Regions from separate parts of the Mus musculus genome. Here regions 1 and 2 are each linked to region 3. A link is a loop called in an ENCODE intact Hi-C map of the cell type or tissue named here. Cell type or tissue: heart. All regions are shown on one strand. Region 1 overlaps Elk3 (ELK3, member of ETS oncogene family). Region 2 overlaps Lta4h (leukotriene A4 hydrolase). Region 3 holds the start of Cdk17 (cyclin-dependent kinase 17).

Evidence for each region. Peaks named below come from ENCODE experiments on the same cell type or tissue, not always from the same donor. Only the 100,000 strongest peaks of a DNase experiment are listed, where the experiment ranks them.
Region 1: it touches region 3 in a loop (3-fold over the local background); 12 of 42 quality-filtered maps call a loop at or near these places.
Region 2: it touches region 3 in a loop (5-fold over the local background); 4 of 42 quality-filtered maps call a loop at or near these places.

What each region holds. Positions count from the first base shown.
Region 1 is chr10:93,272,108-93,274,607 of GRCm38, forward strand. All of the region lies in intron 2 of Elk3 (ELK3, member of ETS oncogene family), which reads right to left. Among named protein-coding and RNA genes, the nearest start is that of Gm32551, 12 kb to the right of the region's middle. In heart, a CTCF peak has its summit at 1,448; DNase peaks (open chromatin) are centred at 164 and 1,714; H3K27ac peaks cover 542 bases.
Region 2 is chr10:93,470,437-93,472,936 of GRCm38, forward strand. Lta4h (leukotriene A4 hydrolase) reads left to right here. Exons shown (of 19, transcript NM_008517.2): 9 at 364-387; 10 at 860-930; 11 at 1,418-1,529; 12 at 2,463-2,500. Among named protein-coding and RNA genes, the nearest start is that of Hal, 17 kb to the right of the region's middle. In heart, a CTCF peak has its summit at 1,222 (motif pointing left); a DNase peak (open chromatin) is centred at 1,205.
Region 3 is chr10:93,159,388-93,161,887 of GRCm38, forward strand. It overlaps Cdk17 (cyclin-dependent kinase 17), which reads left to right and starts at 1,489. Exons shown (of 17, transcript NM_146239.2): 1 at 1,489-1,813. In heart, CTCF peaks have their summits at 1,264 and 1,463; DNase peaks (open chromatin) are centred at 1,224, 1,804 and 1,924; H3K4me3 peaks cover 1,980 bases; H3K27ac peaks cover 2,049 bases.

The DNA.
Region 1 (2,500 bases), 110 kb after region 3:
ACCCACAGGACGCATGCCCACCCTGTCCGTTAGCCAGCAAACTACCCACAAACCCCAAGAGAAACTTTCCTATGGAAGTATCCAGGCTCTGTAAAAACAGAACCAGAGTGAGTCCGGTAAGCCCCCAAGTGTTACTGTGTGTGAGCAGTGTAGGCCCTGCCCCATCTCTGCCTGGGGCTTGTGGGCTCTCAGGGGCTCTAACAGGGATAGAGTCAGCCCTAAATGGTTCAGGCAAGGTTGAGTCACCTTTGCCCCTAAGGAGGGAGCACTTCTGAAAGGCTCCTTGACCCCACCCACCTGAGCTACTTTTAACAAGACAGCCTTCTCTACTCCCACAGTGTGGTTGAACGGTATTCCCCCCCAAGAACTCATGCCCCCTCAGAAACTCAGAATGTGACCTTATTTGGAAATGAGATCTCTGCAGATGAAATTGGCCAAGGGATGTTGAGACTCAGGGTAAGCGCAAAGTACAAACGACTAGTGTCCTATAAGAGGACAAGAGGGCCACTCAAGAAAGAAAAAACACACATGTAAAGACAGGTGGAGAATGAGGGATACAGCTATGGAACACCAAGGACTGCTGGGAGCTACCAGGGCTTGGGGGATGGGAGGTGGTGGTAATCTTCCTTGAAGCCATCCAGGGGCCCAGCAGACAGCTCACTTTGGATTTTTGGCTTCCTGGGGGACACTAAAATTCTGTTACTTTGAGCTACCAAGTCTGGGGTTATCTGTTAGAGCAGCCTTTGTGAGTGGGGTGCTTCTTAAAGTTGCCCCTGCTCAGCAGTGGCCCTCAGGAAGGCCTAGCATGCCTTCAGTGCTGGATGCTGGTCCTAGGCACCAGGCTAGGCAGAGCTGGAACACCCATTGTCTCAATCTTAAGTTTGGAACACACACACACACACACACACACACACACACACCATCCCAAACTTCTAAGAATAACACACCCTAAGTTTGGCTCCTAAGAGCTGACCTGCCCCACCAGCTGCCAGCCTCGAAGTTTTCTCATGGTTTGGGTTAAGATTTCTTTGTTTTCTGGCATTAGTCAACTGCAGTGTGAACCAGCTCACCAAATGCGGCCACTTGGCAGCGGCAGGGCTCCTCAGACTCGCCTGAGCGGTCACTGTGCCACCCAGAGGGTGCTGCAAACGAGGAACTCCTCTTCTTGCTGGTCTGGCAGGACACCCTTCCCTAGGAGACTCGAGCTGGATGCTGAGGGCATCTTTCTCTCCTGCCCTTTGCAGCTGCCGCTTGCTGGGTTCAGCTCTAATTTTACCCTGGCTCCTTTAAACATTCCTCCAAGAGTGTTTGTCCTCAATAAATTGAACCATAAGACTGTTCTGCCAGCATAAGCCTTTCTGGGCTGGGTTGGGGAATAATTGCAATGGTTCTCCATTTTGAGTGGCCAGATCTAATGATGCGAGTCATCACGGGGACATCAGCGCCCCAAGTGGACAGAAATACACTCCTACCCTGTCTTTGCTGTATGGATTTTTGACATTCCATATTGGAGACAGAGCCTTGGGCTCAGTCTCTGGCCCTGTCCTGGTTTATTTTTTTGTCCATTTGACACAAGCTAGAGTCATCTAGGACAAAGGGACCTTAATTGAGAAAACGCCTCCATCCGATTGCCTATTGAAAATCTGGAGGGCATTCTCTTGATTAATGATTGATGTGGGAGGGCCCAGCCCACTGTGGGCGGTGCCACCCATGGGCAGGAAGTCCTGAGTGGTAGAGAAAAGCAGGCTGAGCAAGTCACAGGAAGCAAGCCAGTAGGCAGAGCTTACTGCATGGCCTCTGCATCAGCTCCTGCATCCTGGTTACTACCCAGCCTTCCCTTCATGACAGAAATAAACCCTTTTCTCCTCAAGTTGCTCTCGGTCATGGTGCTTTATTACAGCCATTGAAGGCACACTAAGACAAGCACCGAGCAATAATAATGATGATGATGATGATGATGAAGAAGAAGAAGAAGAAGAAGAAGAAGAAGAAGAAGAAGAAGAAGAAGAAGAAGAAGAAGAAGAAGAAGAAGAAATAAGAAAAATAATAAGAATAAAAGTGTTCTCTCTCTCTCCTTTTGGGATCCTTGCTTGTTAGAGCTGCAGCCAGTGGGGCAAGGTGGTTTCTTCGGGCCTTTCCAGTGCTGGCTTTTCATAGTGACAGATTTCCTCCTATGCTAAGGAGGATGACTGCTAGCTCCTCATACATACATTCTACAGTTCTACAGTTACAGGAAGCTACCACAGCAGGCACTGCAGAGACTAACTATAGTGGTGTTAAGAAAAAAAAAAATGTGGGGGAGGGGTGGAAGTGGGCAGTAAAGTAGATGTAGTAACCAGAGACAGAGACAGGAGCCGGCCTGGAGCAGGGAAGGCAGATACCAAGCAGGGGCTGGCAAGGTACAGCCAGAGTTCAGCAGCAGATGTGGCCTGGAGCCAGGAGGCAAGGTAGGCAGGGCTAATGAGGAAGCTAAAAGGTAGGATGTTCAGAACCAGTAGAG
Region 2 (2,500 bases), 310 kb after region 3:
ACACACACACATACACATGCACATACACAGCTACATACACACACATACACACACGCGCGTGCGTGCGCATACACACACACACACACACACACACACAGTAAGAAGGAAAGAGGGGTAGATACATGAAATGGAAGTAAAGAGCTCTCTCTGGGGTTAGGCCTATTAGTCCTATTGATGTTAAAGAGGTTTCTGTGATTAGGGAAGGAAAGAAGGCAGTGTTTGCTTCCTAATGCCTGTGTGTTGAACCTGTTGACATACAGAGTAGACATACAGTGACCCTTCAGGCCAGGTCTGAGATGTCGTCAGCTGCAGCCTGTCGATCGATCTGATGATGGAAATTCTAAGATGTTTTCTTTTTTGTAGGCAGGTGACAAGTCACTCTCCAACGTAAGTAAAAATTTCTTCTTACAATCTTAACACTCAAGAAGTTGTTAAAATACCCACTGTGTTGTTTAGAAGTTATTATTGTAAAAGAAAACTGGGGTTATCCTCTTGCTACTTCAGCAATTAGGTTTAGTAGAGTAAAGAAAAATTTAGCCAAATATATATGATACATAATCACAGAAACAAGTATTGTTATTTCCTGTGTATGAAACATTTTAATCGGCTTACATGCTCATTGAATTTAATACTTTCCATGTCTTTTTTTTTTTTTTCTTTGTGGTAGTTGTTTCTAATCCATTAGCATGTTCTATACCTTTTTGGTCTTGGTTAAATTGCATTTTCCTCCCGAAGTAAGTAATTTTTTAATACGTTTTTAAAAACATCAAGTCATGTGACATTGAAGTATTTAAATAAGGACTTGCTTCAGGATGAGGTATCCGGTGTGACCACTAATCCCTTAACACTGTCCTCTCAGGTTATTGCACATGAAATATCTCATAGCTGGACAGGAAACCTAGTGACTAACAAGACGTGGGATCACTTTTGGTATGATGGGTTGTTTTGTTTTCTTTTGTTTTATTGGTTGCTCTTGTTGATCCTTCTGCTTTCCACCCACCGCCACCGCTGTCTCCTCTGTACTTCTTGTTTCTCTCCCCTACGGTCTCTATGATCCACGGAGTTTCAAAAGACCCTGCCGCACCTGTCACAGAGGTCCATACAGTCTAGGTGTGCAGTTTATTCCTGCCGCTAACTCTCTGACATTGCCGCATTTTAACACAGACTTGGCAATAGCAAGATTGCCGCTTCCTTTTCTCTGCTGCCACCTGCTGGTCTGGGCTTGCTATCGTCTTAGTTGACTGCCTGGGCCTCTCTAGGCAGCATGGGCTGGGATGTAGAGGCCATGCTATCTATAAGGGCTCTCCTCCCGGGGGAAGACACAAAAGAAAAGATCCGCTTGGCTAAGATGCTGTGTTCTATCTGCTGGGACAGTACCCATTTTGTTGTTGTTTTTTTTTGTTTTGTTCCCTTTCAGGTTAAACGAAGGACATACTGTCTACTTAGAGCGCCACATTTGTGGACGGTTGTTTGGGGAAAAGTTCAGACATTTCCATGCTTTGGGAGGATGGGGAGAGCTACAGAATACGGTAAGTAGGGTGGGCTTCTACAAGAGTCACCCAGCCTTGCATAGTCATTACCAAACTGGGTTAATAAACTATCTTTTTAACAACAGGGTAGTCATAGGTGTAGAGGATGTAGCAGGTGCCATGCATAGCCCTGTTCTAAACTGGGAGCCAAGAAACACATACGTTCTTTACTGCTAACATAGATGACTATTGCATAGAAATTTATGTGAATACTTGTGATTTGTTTGTTTGTTTGTTTGTTTGAGACAGAGTGATCTGTGTAACAGCCCTAGCTATCTTGGAACTCACTCTGTAGACCAGGCAGGCCTTGAACTCACTGAGATCTCTGCCTGCTTGCCTCTGCCTCCCGAGTGCTACAGTTGAAGGTGTGCACCACCACTGCCTGGCCCTAATACTTGTGATTTTTTTTTTTCAAAAATGTATTTATTTATTTTGTTTTTTTTGGAGACAGGGTTTCTCTGCACCACCACTGCCAGGCAGATTTATTTATTACTTATATCTAAGTACACTGTAGCTGTCTTCATACGCATCTGAAAAGGGTGTCAGATCTCAATACAGATGGTTGTGAGTCACCATGTGGTTGCTGGGATTTGAACTCAGGACCTTTGGAAGAGCAGTCAGTGCTCTTAACCGCCGAGCCATCTCTCCAACCCCTACTTGTGAATTTTTAAACACACTCTCCCCAACTCTAAATGTGTCGCTCAGACATTAAATCATCTTTCTAGTTCTTTTGTCAAAGTAAAGCCTGTTATTAGCAAGGAATATCTGAGACATACATGTAGTTAGACTCCAGGAGTGATAGCAGCATACTGTTTCCAGTCTGTACGTTGAAGGTTTAGAAGCCTGAGTGAAACAGAGCCTCCCCAACAGCTTGCTGGCGCAGTAACAGTCCTCTTCCTATGAGGGTACTCATCTCACTTTATTGGGTTGCAGATAAAAACATTTGGGGAGTCCCACCCCTTCACCAAGCT
Region 3 (2,500 bases):
TTATAAAATTGCCTGAATTAGACATATATTAAAAAAATCATTAACTGCTGTTCAAAAGTACACACTCATTCTTGAAGGGAAGTATAAATATGGACATTTTTATAGGGTAAACAAGTGTTGAAGTCTTTGTAGAGGATAATTATTGTTAACCTATAGTTCTGGTAATTTTGGAGACACAGGAGAACTCCGGTTGATATATATGAACCTTATGAGCTGTAGAAAACACATCCAGCTGTGTCCGACAAAGTTCTAGACAGAAGGGCAGGAAGTATCTTCAAGGAAAGGCGCATCAATCAGAAAAGATACGATTCAGAAGTCCTTAGTAGATAATGAGATTTAAAATATATCGTGCACTTCCTGGTGATAAGAACAGAAAAACAAAACATAACAACAACAACAACAAAAAACCCCAACCTTCACCCTACTGGCCTTTTATACCGTTAACCTTTTCTTGGTTAGGGTGTCCACATCCGGACCCTACTGTCTTCTTTCAGTTCTCTCAGTATTTTCCTCTGCCACTTAAGTCTGCTTTTACTTTAAGCTTCTATCCCTACTTGTGGAAAGAAATGGGCCAGGATCACTTTAGTTTGTCTACACATTCAGTTGTTCCTAACTGGGGAAGAAGAAAGTAAAAAGATTTACAGAAACTGGGCCAACCTCTTTGGCCTGCCTCCTTCAAGCAACAGAATCTAACTCACTGCAACAGTATCTCTTTCTGGGTCCTATAACTTAGCATTGACTCTTTCACAACACAGTTTTATTGTAACCATTTTAGTTCCCCCCTCCACCCTCCCCCCCCAGCCTAGAGCCAACAGTGTAATAACATTTAAAAACACTGTGGTTGAAATCAAAGCTTTGTGCGTGGGTGATTACTGCACTGGCCACGCATATCCAGTCACAGAACAGAAGAAAATTGCAGCAATCGACCGAGGTATTTCTTTGTGGGTCATCTGAAGCACTGTACTGAGGCAGGCATCCTGTGTACAGTAGCGCCTGGAATACTTCAAGCAGAGTTTTATTGTTGCGAGGGGACAGTGAGGGGCTGATTTGTGGCGATCGGTTCCTCACCAATCGCGATGGTCAGACACTGTTCAGCGTTCTGTCCACGGACAGGGTCTCCCTTGCTCTCCAGCCGCGTTTGAAGCCACGCTTGAAGTTTCCTGGGAATACCCCCCAGCCCCGCCCAGACCACGCCCCAGTCATAAGCCCCACCCCCAGGCAAGGCTCCGCCCCGCATGCCGCCGTCGCCGCCACCGCCGGCAGGGGTCGCGCTGCCCCAGGCGAGCCGTGCAGGCGGGGGTGGGGAAGCTCCCGCAGCCGGTCGCTTTTCTCCGCCGCCGCTGGTTGGATCGTTTCAATAAAAGTCTTTTTTTTTTTTTTTTCCTTTTTTCTTTTCTTTTTTTTTTTCTAACCCCCGCTCTCGCTCGCTCCGGGGAACAGGCGGAGGCGTCAAGCCGCAGCCTCCGAGCGAGAGAAAGCAACGCGCACTCAGACGAACGAGAGCGGCGGCTGCGGTCTACCCAGCGCCCGGCAGTCCGGCAGCCCGCGCCCCGCCGCCTCGCTCCGCCCCGGCTCGGTGGCCGGGAGTACTGGGCCGTCCGCGAGGCTCCGCGGCCCGGGAGCCATGTTGAGCGGGGGGCTCTGCCACGCGTGAGGCGGCCGGCGGCCCTCGCGGAGCGGAAGGCGCGAGGTTGGGGGGTGGGGGGAGGCCTGAGCCTGAGGCGCCTCGGCGCGTCCGCCACCACCGGACCTGCATCCGCTCGCTCGCTCTGCGCGCCCGCCGGTCCGGAGCCCGCGGTCCCCGCACTTGCTGGTGAGTTGGCAGCGGGGCTGGGCAGGGATCGTGACGCCTGTCAGCGGGCGGCTCGAGTGGGGATCTTGTCGGTCGCATGTCCACGCGCGGCGTGGGCTGCGGGAGTGCGGAGCTGGTTGGGGGACCTGGGGGGAGGGGCTCCATGCGCCGCCGCTGAGAGTTCGCAGCCGATCGAGGCTTCCTGGGGAGGCTGCTGGCCCCGTGGGGCGCCGGGAGGGGAAGAGGCGGAAAGTCCCCCCGAGACACAAAGGTCCCCGGGGCCGGGGTGGAGGCGCGGGCGCGGGGCGGCGGGAGTGGGCGAGGACGCGGCGCTGCGGGCTCCTTGGAGACGCGGGAGGCTGCGCGCGGGTGGGTGGGCAGCTCCGCGGGGGAGGAGCCCTCTCGTGGGGGAGCGGGTCGACACAAAGCTCCGGGCAGCCCTCTTGCTGGCGGGTCACACCCCTGAGTGTCGCTCCAACCGGAGGCGGAGGGACTGTGGGAAACCCAGAGAACCCGGGAAGAGGGGGTTGTGTGTGTGTGTGTTCCACCGTTGTCTTAGCCGCAGTTGCTTTTCTCGGTGTTTTTGTCCGGTTGCTTCTGCTCCCCATCTCAGCTGGGTGGCCCCAGTTTTCTTCCCCACATCACCCCCACGCTGCCACCTCGCCGTCCCCTGTGGTTCCCCACTCATTCTCTCCCCTACTTTTCACC